2 separate regions of the Mus musculus genome follow, and region 2 is linked to region 1. Evidence: chromatin loops called from intact Hi-C (ENCODE). Cell type or tissue: left cerebral cortex. All regions are shown on one strand. Each heading gives the region's core, and the rest is flanking DNA. Links, peaks and the distances in the headings are about the cores only.

Region 1 (5,386 bases), core at 302-5,301:
TAACCAGACAAAGCTTCAAGTGAAGGGACTGGGACACCAACCCAGCCCCCAAACCTTTGATGTATAGTTTATCCTGCCTGTAGATTATGCTAGGATTGGAATCTAGCAGAATTATCATTGAAGAGACCGTGGAGACATCACCCAGCAAAGAATGGGAGCAGAGGCAGAGAACCAGAGCCAAATATTAGATTCAGGGAGGAAAGATCAGAGAAACCTGAAAGAAGAAGAGCATACCATAGAGACGTACATGAAAATGCAGGGACAAAATGGAACATAGGCTGAAGCAAAGGACATCCAGAGATCGCCCCATCTATGGATGCATTGCATACACAGACACCAAACCCCAACACTGTTGCTGAGGCCAAGATATGCTTGCAGACACGAACAGGCTCAGAGGTACGCCTGTCCTCTGAGAGGCTTTGATAGCACCTGACTAAGGCAGATGCACATACTCACAGCCAACCATTGGACTGAGCCCAGGGACCCCAATGGAAGAATTAGGGGAAGGAATGAAGGAGCTGAAGGGGATTGCATCCCCATAGGAAGAAAATAAGTATAAATCAACTGGACAACTTAGAGTTCCCAGGGACTAAGCCACCAACCAAAGATCATATATGGGCCTGTTCATGGCTCCCACTACATATGTAGCAGAGGACTACCTCATCAGTTGAAGGGAGGCACTTGGTCCTGTGGATGGTTAAAGTCCCAGAGATGGGGGTTGCTAAAGGGAAGGAATGGAAGTAGAAGCACCCGTTTAGAGGAAAAGGGGAGGGGAAGAGCTAGGGGGTTCATGGAGTGGAGATAAGAAATTGGTATAAAATTTGAAATGTAATCAAACAAAATGATTAATTACAAATAAAGAACATGGGCACAGAATCAAATGATCAGGACTCATGGAAACTTGCAGAGCTCAGAGAGCCTGTAGGAGTCTAACACAGAACCTCTGCATATATGCGATGGCTAAGTAGCTTGGTGTTTTTGTACAAATCCTAAGAGTTGGAGTAAAGGACGGTCTCTGACTCTTTTGTTTACTTATAGGGCCCTTTCCTGTTACTGGGTTGTCTTGTACAGTCCGAATGTGATAGTATATGCCTTATTTCAGTTTGTTATGATGTTTGGTTGATGTCTATGAAAGGCATTCTCTTTTCTGAGGGGAGTTTGAGGTAGAGGTAGGGGTTTAGGAAGGGAGGGTGGGTGTTGAGCTGGGGGAAGAAGAGGTAGGGGTTATAGAGGCTAGGGAAAGGGGAGTGAGGGGAAACTGGGCTTGGAATACAATGTATGAGAGAAGAATGAAAAAAAAAGAATTTATTATGAGGTAGATTGTGCTATTTATGTGAAAAACTTAAAAGTAGATGTTAAAATGTCAGATTCCCTCTCATAGACCTTAAATTCTAGTATAATTAAAAGGAACCCAGATGTCCCTCAACAGAGGAATGGATACAGAAAATGTGGAACATTTACAAAATGGAATACTACTCAGCTATTAAAAACAATGAATTTATGAAATTCTTGGGCAAATGGATGTATCTGTAGGATATCATCCTGAGTAAGATAACCCAATCACAAAAGAAGTCACTTGATATGTACTCACTGATAAGTGGATATTAGCCCAGAAACTTAGAATAGCCAAGATACAATTTGCAAAACACAAGAAAATCAAGAAGAAGGAAGACCAGCATGTGGACACTTCATTCCTCCTTAAAATAGGGAACAAAATACCCATGGAAGAAGTTACAGAGACAAAGTTTGGAGCTGAGACAAAAAGATGCACCATGCAGAGATTACCCCACCCAGGGATCCATTGCATAATCAGCCACCAAACGCAGACATTATTGCACATGCCAGCAAGATTTTGCTGAAAGGATCCTGATATAGATGTCTCCTCTGATGCTATGTCAGTGCCTGGCAAATACAGAAGTGGAACCTCACAGTCATCTATTGGATGGAACACAGGGCCCCAAATGGAGGAGCTAGAGAAAGTACCCAAGGAGCTAAAGGGGTCTGCAACCCAATAGGTGGAACAACAATATGAACTAACCAGTACCCCTGGAGCTCGTGTCTCTAGCTGCATATGTATCAGAAGATGGCCTAGTTGACCATCATTGGGAAGAGAGGCCCCTTGATCTTGTAAATTTTATATGCCCCTGTACAGGGGAACGCCAGTGCCAAGAAATAGGAGTGGGTGGATAGGAAAGAAGGGTGGCAGGGGGTGGGGGTAATAGGGGATTTTTGGGATAGCATTTTAAATTTAAATGAAGAAAATATCTAATAAAAAATTGAAAAAATAAACTATCCAATATCTTTTAAGATAAAAAATTAAAAATAAAAGAAAAGAACATGTTAATCAAACTTTTAAAAAGGGGTTGCGCAAGAATGAGTACTTTGAATACAATACAATAGAAAGCTGCAAAATGAAATAGACACATATAGATACTATGTTAGGGGGAATGAATGGATGAGTAAACAAAAACAGTTTTCTGAGATTATGTAAACAAATCTGAATGGCATGAGTAAGTAGCTACTAGACAACCATGTGGATGGGTAAGAGTTTCAAGACAGTAGAATAGCAAGTATTCACGCTCTGATGAAGAAATCTAACCAGTGTCCTTGAGCAGTAGGTACCATTGGGATAAGTAAAGAAAACTAAAACAAAACAAAACAAAACAAAACAAAACAAACAAAACAAAACAAAAAGATTAATGACTTAGATGCTGTAGTAAGGATAGAGGAATCATTTCAAGTGTGGTGTAAATCACTTGAAGATTATGAACAGGAGAAACATTTTGTTGTATGATATAGAAGTCAAGAAACTGTAATTAAAGCTTTTACCTGGTGACTCACAGTATGTGACGCAAGAGAAAGTATTTATGTTTCACCAGAAGGAGGCTCTCCCTGGAGGAATGTTAGCATCACAAGGGCAAGTAATATAATCTGAAGGGATCAATCTGGGTACTTTACTCTGCCTAGCAGTGGAAATAGTTATATGCTCTTGAAGAGAGAGAGAGGAAATGTGATTGGAACTTCTTAACCCTGAGTAATAAAATGAATGATCATGCCGTTTAAAAAAATTGAAAGAGGGTACATTCAAATGCAAGAATGTTTGAGTGGAGAACATGTGTCGAAGGAAGAAACTGGAGCTCGGAGTTTAAGAGATCCTGGAGTAGAGATGATTGGGGTTTTTAACTGGGTCAGACAAGCTAATCTGGGATCATGTTTTCAAGAGTGTTTTACCTTAAATAGTTCCACGGGGTTCCTAAGGTTTTGTATTCAGATAAGAAAGGCAAGGCTGAAGCTGGTCATTTTCCTTTAAGCTCCAAAAGAATAGTGCCTGGGGAGGGAGATGCCGTGCTGTGTGTATGTACTCATATTGCTGGTTCAGCTTGCTGGTGTGAAGTAGTAGGTAGAGCTTTGCAATAAGGAACCTCAAAACACAGAAGAGTATATGGAAATAGGAATTTATTTTCACTGATTATTTTTTAATGGACAGGTGAGTATTAGGAATGAAATGTTAGAGAGTTTTTCCTAAAACAAAACCTTCACCAGAACAAGCAGAGCTGTACAACGTCCTCACTGGTCCTACCTCCTGCCAGATGCTAGCTGTTCTTCTAAGAGGCTGCCGACCATGATCAGCTCTAGTTTTGATGGGTCTGTTAAAAATAGCCCTTAGCTAGACACATGCCATCCATCAGAAATAAGTGGATCGCTCAGCACCTTCTTCCTGTGCCTGTCTTCTCTTTCCTGGGTGCTCGTCCAGATACTGATGGGTCTTTGGCCCTTGCTTGTAGGTATAATACTGATCTTTGCCCAGAAAAGAAGGTAATGATCCCAGGAACATGATATGCAAGCCAGGCATATATTTATCATTTCAAGATTGTGCTTCTATTACTAAAAATAGATGTGTTGCATTGAGCCTCCATGCTGTGCCAAGCTCTTACAAAACACACTCCTGATCTTATCTCAGTTAATCCTGGCAACATCGGAATGAGACAAGGAAAAGCTGTGTTATTCCATTTTTTTTTACGTTAAATAAGTTTAACTGTAAAGAAATTAAACAAATTGCTCAATCAAATAGCAGAATACTAAAGATTCAGACATATGCTTCCTGCCTCTAATGTCTGGCCTCACGTACTGCATAAAATTTCTTCCTTGAACTTAAGAGAGGCTTAGAGAATTCTTTCTTACAAACTTCTGGGAGTCTGTGGCTGGTACTTTGAAACTGAACTCTGCTGTTGCTCCTAGATACTTTGAAATCTTAAAAGAAAGAGGAGAACTCACAGTAAGTCTTGTGATATTTCAAAGGAAGTGAAAAGATTTTGTTTCTAAATAGAAGTAACGGATATATCTTTAGAAAAAAATCCTTTTATTCTAGAAAAAAAAATCACTTAAATGGGCTATATAACTGGGAAGAGAAAGCAGATTCTTATATCAGAAAAGCTATTTTAGACTCTTAACTGTAAGAGGAGGCAAAAAGGCTTTGTATAAGAATGGCAGTATAGTCACTGTATAACATCTTTAGAGACAGACATTAAAGCTTGTTGCTCTTGTTGATAGGTTTTGGTGTGGCTGTTCTAGAAAACCACAGCCTGTTATTCAGAGAATTCTAAGTCCTTGAGATGAGAAATTAGAAGCTGGATGTCAAAAGGCAAAGAGTGGTTTTCCTGAGAGTCCTTTCAAGACCCTGAAAGATTTACATTTCTGGTAATCTAATTGGGACAGAAGATGGGTGATATGTGAGTCAAAACTGCAAAGAAGTTCAGTTCAACAGTAACACAGAGCTACAGAAGCATGCATGTGCTGATATACAACCACATACCACGTAAAGACAGGTAACCTGGATACAGAGAAAACTCAAAATAAAACGTAATGGAAAAAGCTGAGGAAGAAAATAAGTCTGTATAGAGTCTCCTACAAGAAGCTGCTAGAAGCCACTGCCAGTTACTGTCAGGCTGCAATGCACTAAATGCATCAGAATTGGGCCATTGAAAAGAGCCAGTTAGATATTCTCCCTACTGGACATGGGCACAATGGAAGCAGTGAGCTGGAGAGTGACTGGCAAGACACCAGAGATATGATCAACTCTGGATGCAAGATGAACAGTTAGACAGAGAAAAGGTACAGGTTGTCTTTGTGAGGTTAGTAAGCCCTTAAAAAAACAACAACAACAACAAAAACAAAAGAAATACAAAGAGGAAAAGGAGGAGTAATTATAACTAACATGAGTCTGTGCTTCAAAGATTCTAAAGATTATCCAGAAGATTCTTTTCAGATTTTTTTCTCAAAAATTTAAATAGAAAGATACAAAATCCACACACACACACACACAAACACAAAACAAAAACAAAAACCAGTCAACCAACAAACAAAAAACCCAATATCTTTTCTATTT
Region 2 (5,386 bases), core at 97-5,096, 260 kb before region 1:
AAAAGAAGCATTTCAAATGAATACTTTTGGCTAGAAGGCTCTCTTAAAGCTTGAATTGATAAGAATCTTAAAAATCATGAAATATAGTCTGAGTATATTGCCAAGTGGTCTTGCTGTGTGCTTATTGCATGCATAGTCTCAGTTCCCACCAAACAAACAAACAAACAAACAAACAAAAACAGGAGGGCTGGGTAAGTTTCATTTGTACAATTGTTCCCTTAACAAAAACAAATATTAAGTATAATTTTATGCTAGATATTTGTTAAATTCAGACGCAAAGATAAAATATGTATACAAATGTATAAAATATTTACTTACACAACATATAGATATGTAACAATATATTAGAACTTTATTTGTGTAGATGTTTTGCTTACAAATATGTCTGTGCACCACATTTGTACTCAGTGCCCAAGAAGGCCACAAGAGGGTTTTTTTTTTAGAGGCCCTGGGATTGGCATTACAGTTAGTTGTAGCTATCCCATGAGAGTGCTGGGAAGCAATCCCAGATCTTCTAGAAAAGCAAAGAGTCCTCTTCACCACTGAACAATATCTCTATCCCTGAATAAAATGTTTTTGGCTCCTGAAGTGTGTGGGAAAATGATACTAAGTATTTCAAGTTCATAAATAAAGTTCTAAAATCGCTTTGGTAGAAATATGCCTTCTATAATAAGGAAGTGAATCCTACTTGGCATGTAATTTAGTCTCAGATTAGCAGTTAAAATCACTAGTAATGATGGTAATAATAATAACAGTAATAACAATAATAACATTACAGACTTTATTTCTTGAGGGAATCTATACAATGACCAGATGTTTGAGGCCAACCCAAGATGAGATGACAGATAGAGAGATGCAGCTGCTGCAGATACAAAAAAAAAAAATGTATACCCTTGATTTTCTCAATGAACTACCTCTAAAGTATAAAACAATGCCATAATGCTTTTGTGTCCTTGGTAGTATTAATTTATCTCTAAAATATTGAATACACTTGCTAGAATAAAGTTCTTAAACTGTAAGGGACATTAAAATAAGCTTAAGGTCTTGATACAACATGGACTCACTTACCTTCAGTTCTTCCTTTCCTAGATTTTATTTTATTCAAAAGATATGTAATTGGGAAGTGGGATCCCAAATTACATTTCTTTCTTTCTTTGGTTTTTTTAAAAAATAGAATCTCTTCCTCTATGTATCACAGGCCAGGTATTGGGCTTATTGTCTTCCTGCCTCAGCTCCAGAAGTGATCTGATTATCAGTACGAACTACCAAGCTCAGTGAAAAGTTTCAATCTCCAAGAAGTCCCTGATGATACTGGTCCTGATACTCACACCACACTGTAAGAACTACTGTTCTTAAAGAATATATGAGAATACATTTCGGGTGAGCTAGGTTTAGATCATTGCTTTAATATGGTATGTTGTCTTTGTGAATCAACTCACCTATAAATGAGAGAGTTTCAGATACATTTTAGTTCATTTTCTGTTCATATAAGAGACTACCACTGGACTATTAATTCACAACCAACAGAGTTTTATTTCCCCAAGTTAAAAAGTCTGGGAAGTCCAGTATATACTCACCAGCTCTTGTGATAGATACTTCTATGATCAGGATATGATGGGAGGCTCATAACCATAAGATAAATCCAGGTGTCCTTCTATAAAGCCATTAGCTGCACCATGCAGACACCACTTGCATGAATACCTCCACCTCTACATCACCTCCCAAGGGCTCTTCTCCAAATATTATCAACAAGGGATTTTAAATATCACATCCCCAAAACAAGAACTTTGTGGGGAACATATTCAGCTTATAAGAGATTGGATGATACCTGTGATAAAGATGTATGAATAACTTAACCTAAACATGAGTTCCTCAAACTGAAAATACTCTCAGTTTCTAAATGTCAGCACCCATTAACCAACGAAAAGTCCAGTAGGCAGTCTCACTCATTTTCGGTTGGCTTCAGTTTGTAAACCATGGTTCTTCCTTTTGGAATCTGGTCACGACATCCAGCATCTGCAAGATATGTTTCAGTGTTCTGGCTCAGGTCTTGTCCGGGAAATGATTTCCGATATGTAAATGAAATGTAATGATTTTTCCCTATTATAGTTTCACTGAAGTCCTAATAATGTACCCAGATGTCTTTGTTTCCACATAGCTGCTTGCTAGCCAAGGTTTCACGTTTTCTAACATCTCTAGCTTTCCTTGATCTATCCCAAATTTGGCCATTCACAGGATTTATACTTCAAAACACGCACTGACGGTTGCGCCAGTGGAGGGCGCTGTTGACCTGCGAATTATGAACGCCGGTGTTCTTTGGGAACAGTTGGCACTGCAGGTGAAGAACTAGTTTCAAAACATTTTTGCCCTATTGGTTTTCACTGAGCTAAGCTGCTTATTTTGCTTCGAATAGAAGTTTACTTTATGAAACCATTGCCCCAGTGGCTTCTGCTCCTTACTGAGTGACTGGTAAAAGACAGGACTAAAAGAAAACAAACAAACAAACAAACAAACAGAAAACCGAATGTTGTGAACAGTTCCTTAGGCAGCAAATGTTAACACCTGGAGGGGATACATTCTCTTTGGTAAGATAAGTATAATTTAAATGAGTACTTCTGCATCCATGAATGTTTATCACCCAAGTCACATTTTCTTTGCAGTTCCACAGTTGATGATTATTTATTCTAATAGATTAAGTAGATTTAAAGTGATTAAATATAGTGCTGACTATAGGACTAATGAATAATACCAGAAATCTGGGAGGCTGTGTATGAGAAGAAAGCAGGGGAAAAAAATCAAGAATATGCAGAATACATTTAACCTTTCAGAATGAAAATTTACAAATCTGCTACCTATGTTTATTTCTTTCTATACTACAATATGCACCGCCTCCAATAACCTTAAAATGAAAGCAAATAACATCCACTGCCATTATAGTACTTTTATGTAAACAAACAGAAAATCATGTTAGCTCTATAAGTATTTTGATTGGGGTTTTTCTATTCATACTTGACTTTTTTTTCCTTTGATTTTTTTTTTTAAAGGAAAGTGTGAAACTCTTGCAGGGCAATGTTTACTTTCCCAGGCTTTGGCTCCCTTTACCCACTAAAATATTAAGAGCAGGACATCTCATTTGCATGTGCCTTAAGGAACAGATTAGCTTGCTGTAAGATACATCTTCAGGCTTTGAAATTATCTCAGGAAGTCAGAGATATCACTAAAGATTTTATGTCAGGTAAACATGTAGTTCTAGCTTATTAACATTTCATCCAAGGGAAGCAGAAATTAATATGATTTCCTTAACATCGAATCTATAACAAAAATCATTATATTCTTAAGCCTATTCAATCTCAATTATCCTTTGTCCTCATAAAGAACTTGAAAAGAACAACCTTTCCTGTTGTGCTTAGCTTGGCTTGGCTTTTCCTTAGAGATGGAATGTTTCTACATCCCAGAATGCCTTCTGATCTATAAACTCTTATGCCTTCAGTTTTCCTGGTGCTGGGACTGAAGGTCTGTGCCTTCATGCCTAGATTGTTCAACATTTTAAAATTACATTAAGGTGACAGAGAGATGGACAATGGTCAAGAGTGCTTGCTGCTCTTGTAGAGGACTGAAGCTCAGTTTCTAGCACCCAGGTGGGGGTCAGGAAGTTCACTACCTATAGCTCCAGATTCAAGAGATAAAATGACCTCCATTTCCTTCCTTTGGGAACACACACACATATTCACAGGACAGCTCACACACAGATAGCATACACACACATACACATATATGTACACACACATATATATACATGCACACACACATACATACACACACACACATACATATATATGTACACACACACACACACAAACACACACATAAATACACAATGACATCATGCACATACACATATAGGAACCACACACCCATACATACAAACATAGATACACACAAACACATATATACAGCTACACGTATAACAACACATACACAAAGATACACACACACACACACCTACACACATACAAGGTCACACACCCACAAAAGAGAAAACACATATACACAGAGAGACAACACACACAGAAATGTGTAAACGAAAACAAAATATACATATAATAAATATATTAACTTTATGCCTTTAAGATTACAGCTCCATAGTTCCTTTTCTATTCTATTTAAATTTCTTTTTATTTTTTATTAATCTATCCATTTACTCAGTTTACATCCCAATCACAGCCCTGCTCTTCTCCTGGTCCCCCCCACCCCACCCCCCCACAGCTCCTCCTCCCCTCTCCCTCCCCTTTCTTCTCTGAGAAGAAGGAGGCCCTCCCCAGGCATCAACCTACTGTGGCTCATCACATTAATTGCAGGACCAGGCACATACACTCCAACTGAGGCCAGACAAGGCGGTACAGGTAGGGCAATGGGATTCATAGGTAGGCAACAGAGTCAGGGAGTGTTCCTGCTGCATTTTGGTGGACCCACAAGAACACCAAAGTGCATATTTGGTGCATATGTGCAGGTGACCTAGGTCTAGCCCATGTGCAGTGTAAATTATTAAAAATCCACTCTGTGCTCCAGTTGGGTGTGAGTGTGGCTCTGCACCCACCCAAGAGCTCTTGATTCACAAAAAAAGACACACACACACACACACACACACACACACACACACACACACACACACACTGGCTTCTTTATGATAAACTAGCTCAATGACTGGGTACTTCTGAATCTCCCCGTGGCTAGGCACACACTCCCTTCCGACATTCCTGAGTTAACACTTATAAAATCTATATTTTATCTTTGCTTCCCTGGCTCCTTCTGGGCCTTCCCCTTACCTTTGTTGACCTAGACTTTTCTGGACAGCCCTTCTGGGAGCCATTTTCCCTCTTGTAGCTACATTTCATCCATCTCTCTACACCCTTCTCATTTTGGAATCCCTTCCTGTTCTCCTGTGTTTCTTGCCTGGGATCCTAAAAGTCACGCCTCTGTCTCCCTGCTCAGCCATTGGCTGCTGGCACCTTTATTTCCAAAGCAAACCCAATTGGGGGAGGGACCTGCTTCATCTTACAAAGCAGATGTGGTAACTCCCATATAATTTGGGAATCTGTTAAGTCAATTCCACAACACCCAAGTTTGCTCATTGGTTGTTGGTTACGTTTCTGGTCTTTGCTGAGATCCTAAGCTATTTTCCCAATACAGGCATCTCTTTCCATTAGCCAAGACAGCAATGTTTGGGCTGCAAGTCCTAAGAGTCTTAGCCCAGATGCTTCAGTGGCCCCAAGTAGCTCTTGGGCCCCCCAGTATGTCTACCCTTCAAAATGATAGATGTTGGAAACCCAGACCACCATTCATGTAAAAGCTAGTTGAACATGAGCTAGGCAGTCAGTCAGAAGTC

What was found. Hi-C counts contacts between places; a loop is a spot of excess contacts. Peaks named below come from ENCODE experiments on the same cell type or tissue, not always from the same donor. Only the 100,000 strongest peaks of a DNase experiment are listed, where the experiment ranks them.
Region 2: it touches region 1 in a loop (2.9-fold over the local background); 4 of 42 quality-filtered maps call a loop at or near these places.

Annotation. Positions count from the first base shown.
Region 1 is chr3:73,392,359-73,397,744 of GRCm38, forward strand. The region is part of intron 2 of Gm20754 (predicted gene, 20754); the gene reads left to right. The region is part of intron 2 of 4930509J09Rik (RIKEN cDNA 4930509J09 gene); the gene reads right to left. Among named protein-coding and RNA genes, the nearest start is that of 4930509J09Rik, 87 kb to the right of the region's middle. In left cerebral cortex, for the core only: no CTCF peak of the experiment used is centred there; DNase peaks (open chromatin) are centred at 2,918, 3,234 and 3,815; H3K27ac peaks cover 1,164 bases.
Region 2 is chr3:73,132,210-73,137,595 of GRCm38, forward strand. All of the region lies in intron 1 of Gm20754 (predicted gene, 20754), which reads left to right. Among named protein-coding and RNA genes, the nearest start is that of Gm20754, 69 kb to the left of the region's middle. In left cerebral cortex, for the core only: a CTCF peak has its summit at 2,277 (motif pointing right); a DNase peak (open chromatin) is centred at 2,268.